Regions from separate parts of the Mus musculus genome. Here regions 1 and 3 are each linked to region 2. The links are chromatin loops, found by intact Hi-C in ENCODE. Cell type or tissue: heart. All regions are shown on one strand.

Region 1 (2,500 bases), 300 kb before region 2:
GGGGGCTTTTTGTAAACTCCATTTCTCCTTTTTACATATATAGTGGTTACTTTTATGACTTTTATAATCTTTTATATTCGTGAAAAATGTTAGTAAAATGTAGACATAGTTGGCTCTTTAAGAAGTCTAAAATTAAACACGATCCCCTTCTTCCAAATAAACAAACAAACAACTAAAGAGGAGTGGAAATGCCACCTCTTAAGACCACAGTCTTTTCTTCTCAGGGTTTTCCAACTAGGCATTGTTGGTGTAGACCTAAACTTACAGCTGACCTGTGGCTTCTTGGGGCTGTTTCTCTCCCCACCCCACCCTGCCCCACCCCACCCCCCAAAATCTATGGAGACAGCTCTCAGTGCGCATCACTACACACAGGCTATTGTTTCCGGTTTGAGTTCTCACACAAAAGATGTTAGCCTTTGCGCCCACACCAAACATAGTGGCAGCCAGAAAGGGAAAAGGAGTTTTTAGTCTGGTCTTTTGCTTTCTCTCCCCTCCTTGCACTGCCATTCATATCCAGCATTTGAGTTCTTTCCAATCACATTAGCCTCCGGGTCAGCTCAGATTCTTCGGGTTCCCTATTCTGCCTGCGTTCTGTGTCACTTGTATCGTGGGGACCACCCACCAGAGAAACCCGCTGCTCAGACGTGGGTTTAAGCCAATAGAAAGACTTCTAGACTAGCAGAAACTCCAAAACGAGTGTTAATGTAGGGTCTAGAGGATCTCTTATTCTAAACAGCTTTCTTACGTTTCATGATTGCTTAGGACTCAAATAAAATCCTCGCGTTCTGTTTGGTCCTGTTTGTAGGTCAAGCGATCAATGCCTCAGACAGACAAGCAAGTATGCATCCCACCGGAGCTGCCGGAATTGCTGAAGCAGTTTACCAAAGATGCCATTCGGACCCAGCCTCCTGATCTCATACAGTGGGCAGCCGAGTAAGTTGTTTCTCTCGGATGGCAGATATTAAGAAAGGGTTTGTGGGAAACCGAGGAGGTTGGCAAGCCTGCAGTCAGGCAGTGCAGGCAGGTTAGTAGAAACTGGGTCTTTAAAATCCACACACAAATGTATCCACACACAGAGCCCTTCCCTAAACTAGCCAGATTGAGTAGTAACATGAGAACAGTAGGCCAAGTGTCCTGGGGCAAATAGAATCAGTTAGCTTACCATGTCAGCTAGCACATGCCCGCCTAACCCATCCCTGCATCCCATCTGCTTTCCTGGTTGGAAGGAGTTTAGGAATCTGGCTGGCACCTCCGCTCGCCTTTCCCCGGTTTACACCTGCAGCTTGTTTTCCTTCTTACCGCTAGATGGCAGCAGTGCACCTAGTGGAGCGGTGCGCGATCCCGCGGGGAGGAGGAGGAGGAGGTGGGATCTCTACAAGCTGGTTTCCTCTGATTAATGAAACACCTTCTTTCATGGCTGTGGAAACACATACTTGGGCAAGACTAAAGACACTTTGAACCCAGTCTTTGGGGAGAAAATTCTTTTTTAATTGATTTTTTTAAAAAATTGATCTTTCCCGTCTGCATGAAGATGTCCAAGGTCACATGGCTTTCTGGGAACGGTTGTAGAGCTGAAGAGGTCAAGTCGCTCTATGGTGTGCGTGTAGCACATAGCACACTGGCTCCTTGAAGAGCCCCTAGAGGCTGCTCGGTGGGTGAGCTTGCACAACAGGGGCGGACTTCACCGCAGCGGCTTTGCATAGAAAGCCTCTCAACTATGAAATTGTTTCTTAGACACACGTGCCTGCTGGAAAGTGGACAGCCTGGCTTGGTGCAGGGGGTTGGGAGCTAACAAGACCGTACTCTGGGGCCTTTTCTAGATGTTTTTATTGCTGGATGATTACTTCCTTAGAGGTGTCTCTGTGAGAAGATACCTCAGACTGTAGAGGGAGGGGCTAAGGAAAGAGAACCTCCAGCAGGTGGTGAAGACATCTAGGCTGAGCCAGAAGGAAGCTTTTTAGAATGGAAGGAAAGTAATGCAGTCTAAATGGAGTTGCTTTGCCTAGTCATGAATCCTGTGTCGTTTTCTATCTTGAATTGTATGCATTACCTCTAAGATTGGACTTTAACGTCAGAAGGCTAATTTCTTTTGGCATAGTCGGACAGATTTTGTTTTATGCCATATGATTGCTTCAAACCGCATTTTAACGTCCTTGTGCTTCTGCATTATCGCAAGAAAAGTGACATTTCTCGATATTGTCCCTGACATTCATGGAGGGAAACTTTTCCACCATGGTAACCTGCTGGCTCCGTATTGTATGATGTGCTATAAATTTTTTAGACATCCGTGCAAGATCAGTTTGTACTTCAAGTGCAGTGAGAAAGAGCATGACTTAAGAACATTCTCCATCCAGTTTAGACATCAAAGGCACTTACCGGATCGCTTTCTGTGGCTTACAATCTTGTGTTCTAGCAGATGGAACAGCACCGAGTATCTCCAAGATAAAATAGGTATTTAGTTCATAACATGCAAGAATTTCCTCGACAAAGAAGAAGCCAG
Region 2 (2,500 bases):
CACCCAGGACTGTAGAGAATGGCATGCTGATGGGCAGTGGCCTGGCCCTTGAGCTCCACAGCAGGCTGCCTTGTGTAGCCTCCAGAACCCTCCCACTGCTGCAGACAAACAAATGGAGGGATTGCCTGAAATCCAGAGGAAGGGTCCGGGCCACCCAGGGCTTCCCGACAGGAAGCTACTCCTACTCCAGGCCTAGTTGTCTTATCCAAGAGGGGGGAGGAGGGGAAGAACTGTTTACACAAGCTAGGCCTGAGCACAGAGGACAGGGAGAAAAGGGAAGAGGAGAGAGGTGTGGGGATGTCCCAAGCCAAAGTCGTCTGTGGACTTCAAAGGACTTCTGTGGACTCCTTGGGTACTGTGAGTTCCAAGCAAGTGTAGCTCTCTACTTGAGGGGGGAGTGGCTCTTTTGGAGGTGTGGTGGGGAATGCGTGTGTGAGTGTTGGTGGATTAATGGGAGAAGCAGCAGTCATCGAGGTCACTTCAGTGGCGTGACGTGGCGTGACTCTTATGAAAATCGGTGCCAATCAACCCTCAGTCCACAAGCACCGTGCACTGGGTTGGCTCTTTCCATCCTAACACCAGTCTTGTCCTGGCAGCTTCAGTTTTCACCTCATCTTGATCCTCCGTTCCATCTATTTTCAACCCATTCACCCACAGGTGTCCTGTATCCCTCCAGTATTGCTGGGGCTGCCCCACACACTGAGGATACAGCGGGAGACTGAAAATGGGGGCTTACCATCAGCCCCAAGGCTTGCCTATTCCAGAGCCATCTTTCAGATCCGGAACCTGACAGCATTTTGCCCAATCTCACTAGGCCTAAGTGAACAGAGCCCCCCACCTTGATGCCCATTTCAGCCACGTTTTAGATGCCGCTCCCGGCTGATCCTGCTGACTCTGAAGTTCCCCCCACCCCCATCCTTGTCCCTACTCCTAATTTGTCCTAGGCTATAGAGTTATTAGCAAAACAGCTGTGACTGAGGCTTCTTGCCAGTCAGCTCCTTGTATCCAAGAGCAGTTGGAACTCCATAGCTAGGCTGTGTCTCTGCAGGGCTCCCAGAAGCTGTATCCAGAGCCACACTGCCCTCCAGTGCTCACTAAGCGCACAGCCGTACAGAAAGGAATAGCGCTCCTCTGTCTGGGAGAGTTGCTGGGGCCTGCTTTGTGAGGGCCCAGAGTTTTCCTCTCCAAATACCACCCCAGGGTGATGAGGCTCATTTGTTTACGGGAGCACCTCTTTCAAATAGCTCTTGGGTTTATGGTTCATTCTAAATAGATTTTTAAGAAATTGTGTGTATGAGTGTTTTTGCCTGCATGTATGTCTGTATACCACATGCATGCCTTCTGAGGAGGTCAGAAGAGGGCGTCAGATACCCTGGAACTGGAGTCACAGACCATCGTTAGCTGGGAATCTAACCCCCAGTGCTCTTAATCTCTGAGCCATGTCCCCAACACACTAAATAGATTTTTTTTTTAAAAGTTTTTTTAGTTGAAGTCCTTTCTTTCATAATTGTCATCTCCTTCTTTCATGGAAAGAGGGACACCAAGGGTTCATCTGTGAGATGGCTGCTACCTTTTGTGGTCCAGGAGCTCAGCTCACTGAGGCGTGATTTCTCTCAACTCTTCCCCTGCCTGCCACTTTTGTTCATCTTGCCCCACAACTAGAAAGGAGGCAGACTCCAGCATCCCAGGATCTCAGTCCTTCCAAAGGAAGGCAGGCAGGCATGGCGCTCACATGGGCAAGCATGGCGCTCACATGGGCGGGCAGGCCAGGAACCCAGCTGTGACTGGAGGCAGGGTAATGGGAAGAGGCCAAACCCAGAACTAAGTCCCTCTTCAAGGCTAGCTGAGAAAAGCCCTGTGCTCAGTGGCTGGCAAGGCCCCCTAATGGCTTGTAGCATTGTGTCACTCTGTCACAAGCAGAGCACAAACCACTTTTCTACACACCAGACGGAGAAAGCCTGCATTGGCTTTCTTACACTGCTGCTCAGAACACCGTTTCCATGCCAGCCGGAAGTAGCAGGGGACAAAGAAAACAAAGCGACTCTCCGTACCTTGTCCAACTCCATCCTAGCCTTCTAGCTGCCCACAGCTGGTGTCCTGGGAACAGACACCCAAAGCTCTACCAGTCATCCTTGGGTCATCCTTGCCATTGCTGGGGTATCCCGCACCACTCAGTGCCAGCCATATGGATCTCAAAGCATGGTAGTTAGCTCCTCCTGGCCCCTACGCTGTCCCCGGCCCCCTACGCCATCCCCGGCCATCTGCCTTTCCCGTTTTGCTTTCCCATGGCTGTTCTCCATGTCGCTCTTCCAAGGCATCTTGTGTTTAGTTTTCTAAAGCTAAACTTTGTCAGTCGCATCTGAAGAACTCTAAACAGATCACAGCTTCTGGTTTTATGCTTATAAACTCTTAGAACCCCCTTTTTACCTGCTTTGGCAAGAGGTACTTACCTATATGGGCTTGGGTTAGTTTTCCTCTGGTTGTCTGTTTAGGTTCCAGC
Region 3 (2,500 bases), 65 kb before region 2:
CGAATGATATAGGCTGGGCCTCCTTACCCAGTCTTGTGTGGACAGCTTCCTCTGATAGTCAGCTAATCCGCTGTCTGCCTCCAACTGTTTGTGTTTAAGTTGGATTAGAGGCTCAGCTAACAGTCTCTCTGTGTCTCTCTGTTTCTCTCTCTCTCTCTTTCTCTTTCTCTCTCTCTCTCTCTCTCTCTCTCTCTCTCTCTCTCTCTCTCTGTGTGTGTGTGTGTGTGTGTGTGTGTGTGTGAGAGAGAGAGAGAGGGAGAGGGATAGAGACGGAGGGAGGGAGGGGAGAGAGAGGTGGGGAGAGAGGGGGAGGGAGAGAGAGAGTTAGGTAAGGGGTCTTCAGATGAAGGATAGAGAACTCTGAGGTGTTCACCTGATGCTGGGGTGTTGGGAAGGCTGGGGAGGGTTGCATGGTTGCCCATCTAAGTATGTCTTAAAGAAAAAGGAGAAAAGCTGCCACGTAGCTCCATCAGGACCCCTGGATCTGCTGTCAGCAGCCCAGTGAGTGAGTGCCCTCCTGGGTGGGGGATCTGCTGGCCTGGCCAAGCCAGACTGAGGCTCAGAACCATAAATGGAAAATAAGACAGACACAACCACTTGGGCCCAATGCAGACTTCCCTGCACAGGGCTGGCAGAGGAAGCCTGGCACAGTGACATTTCTGGCTCCCTGCCCCAAGGTGCTTTAGAGGTTCCAAGCATTATCTTGCAACCATCACCAGTGTTGGAGTTACTCTGACTTTCTTAGCAGCTGCTCTGGCTCCAGACCCCTGGGAGTTGCTAGGGGACATATTCCCACCTGCTTCATTTGCTGCTCTGTCCTGCCCTAAAGCTACCCAGGTCCCGTTCTGTCCCTCTCCGTGTGGCATGGTGGAAAGTGTGATTCCAAAGCCAGCTGCCTGACCTGAATTCCATTCACCACTTCCTAGTCCTGACACCGGGGTGTCAACTCTCCAGGCACCACCTTCCTCTGTGTGACATGGGAGCCCTGGCACATGAGGACTAAATAGACGGATGGCGCCTTGTCCACAGACCATGGAATGTTCCATATGTGCCGTGATGCTGGGTGTCCAAACTTTAAACAAGAATGTCCCAGGAAGTGGTTTTACGAAAAAATCAACCTCTTGATTATCTGTCTGATAGGTAAAGAACAGGTGGGATTGGAAGTTCAAGGTCAGCCTGGGCTACACAGCTCCAAACGTGAGAAACATGAGCAATTGATTGAGACCAACTTCAGGCCATGGGCTCCTGTGTTGCACCTCAAGACTCTGACCACAAGATGTCGCAGTGCGGCAATGCATTACCTTCCACTTGCCGGGTTTTTCCCCCTGTGAGGAGCTGATTCTGCAGCTGCCATGCCCCCTCCACACACACACACACACACACACACACACACACACACACACACACACACACACACCACCCCCTCGTTCTTTCGAGACTTGAGCGCAAATTCTATGCTGAACGTGGACCACTCTGCTTGTCTCTGTAGTTGTACTCTGAAAGCCTACCTAGCTCCCACAAACGATGCCACTTTCTTCCAGAAGCCTTCCCTATTCACCTCAGAATAAACCCTGTTAACACTCTGCGTCCCTTGTTGCACTGACTTACTTTTTGCTAAGTACCTGCATTCATCTGGTCTGGGGACACTGTAAGACACAGGTCAGACAAAGGCCCCACCCTTACCATCCCTCCTTCTGATGGCGACGGAGCTAGCTTAACGACACATGCCAATTCATGCTCTTGAGGAAATGAATAGAGGTCAGTGCTTGCTTGCCATCCTTATACCCCTGTGCTGGATGATGTTCTAGGCAGGCGACAGGCAGCACAGCCAGTGCTCAGACCCTGGGGTGGGAGCAGCACCAGCCTACTCGAGATGCCCACGGTGGCTGGAGCCAGGTGAACAATGGCAGGACATTGCTGGAGGGAGTTGTGCCCTGCAGGCCCTCGTGGGTTCAGGAATTAACTGATTGCTTGTTTAAGCATCTGCAGTCTTCCTGTAGGGAGACCCGTTGTCCTCCTGTTGTTGTATTTAGCACAGGGCCTGTCCTGTGAGCCCTTGTGAGCAGGTGAGCAGTGACAGAGAGCAATGAGGTGGACAAGTCTTCCCTACATGCAGGGAGGCATTACCTCAACTTCCCCAGTCCTCAAAGATCTCAGTGCTCTCTTATGGTTTTAAGAGACCTGCGAATTAGCTCTCAACAGCCCCTCATCAAATATACCTGTTTCCCCATCACTAACCAGGCAACATAGCCTTCCCTCCCCATCCAAATGGATGAATCTAAGTTCCTGCAGTGTTCTGGAAGATCTAAAAACAGTTAATAACTCTGTATTATCAGGTCTGAGTCCTGGGCAGGGAACTTCCTTGGGCTAGGATATTTTCAAATTACACCCCCACACATATACACACAGTATCTGTGTCAAGGCTAAATTCTCTTTTTTTGACGGGGGTGGGGGTGGGGGCTTGGTTTTTTGAGACAGGGTTTTTCTGTGTAGCCCTGGC

The links. Hi-C counts contacts between places; a loop is a spot of excess contacts. Peaks named below come from ENCODE experiments on the same cell type or tissue, not always from the same donor. Only the 100,000 strongest peaks of a DNase experiment are listed, where the experiment ranks them.
Region 1: it touches region 2 in a loop (4-fold over the local background); 8 of 42 quality-filtered maps call a loop at or near these places.
Region 3: it touches region 2 in a loop (6-fold over the local background); 28 of 42 quality-filtered maps call a loop at or near these places.

Annotation. Positions count from the first base shown.
Region 1 is chr16:34,665,879-34,668,378 of GRCm38, forward strand. It overlaps Ropn1 (ropporin, rhophilin associated protein 1), which reads left to right. Exons shown (of 6, transcript NM_030744.2): 2 at 806-933. The coding sequence starts at 818. Among named protein-coding and RNA genes, the nearest start is that of Ropn1, 16 kb to the left of the region's middle. In heart, a CTCF peak has its summit at 1,308 (motif pointing right); a DNase peak (open chromatin) is centred at 1,303; H3K4me3 peaks cover 661 bases; H3K27ac peaks cover 648 bases; H3K27me3 peaks cover 1,068 bases.
Region 2 is chr16:34,966,599-34,969,098 of GRCm38, forward strand. The region is part of intron 22 of Mylk (myosin, light polypeptide kinase); the gene reads left to right. Among named protein-coding and RNA genes, the nearest start is that of E130310I04Rik, 8.9 kb to the left of the region's middle. In heart, a CTCF peak has its summit at 1,104 (motif pointing left); DNase peaks (open chromatin) are centred at 213 and 993; H3K27ac peaks cover 1,032 bases; H3K27me3 peaks cover 786 bases.
Region 3 is chr16:34,901,196-34,903,695 of GRCm38, forward strand. All of the region lies in intron 11 of Mylk (myosin, light polypeptide kinase), which reads left to right. Among named protein-coding and RNA genes, the nearest start is that of 1700119H24Rik, 37 kb to the right of the region's middle. In heart, a CTCF peak has its summit at 1,240 (motif pointing right); DNase peaks (open chromatin) are centred at 886, 1,266 and 1,766; H3K27ac peaks cover 1,169 bases; H3K27me3 peaks cover 1,620 bases.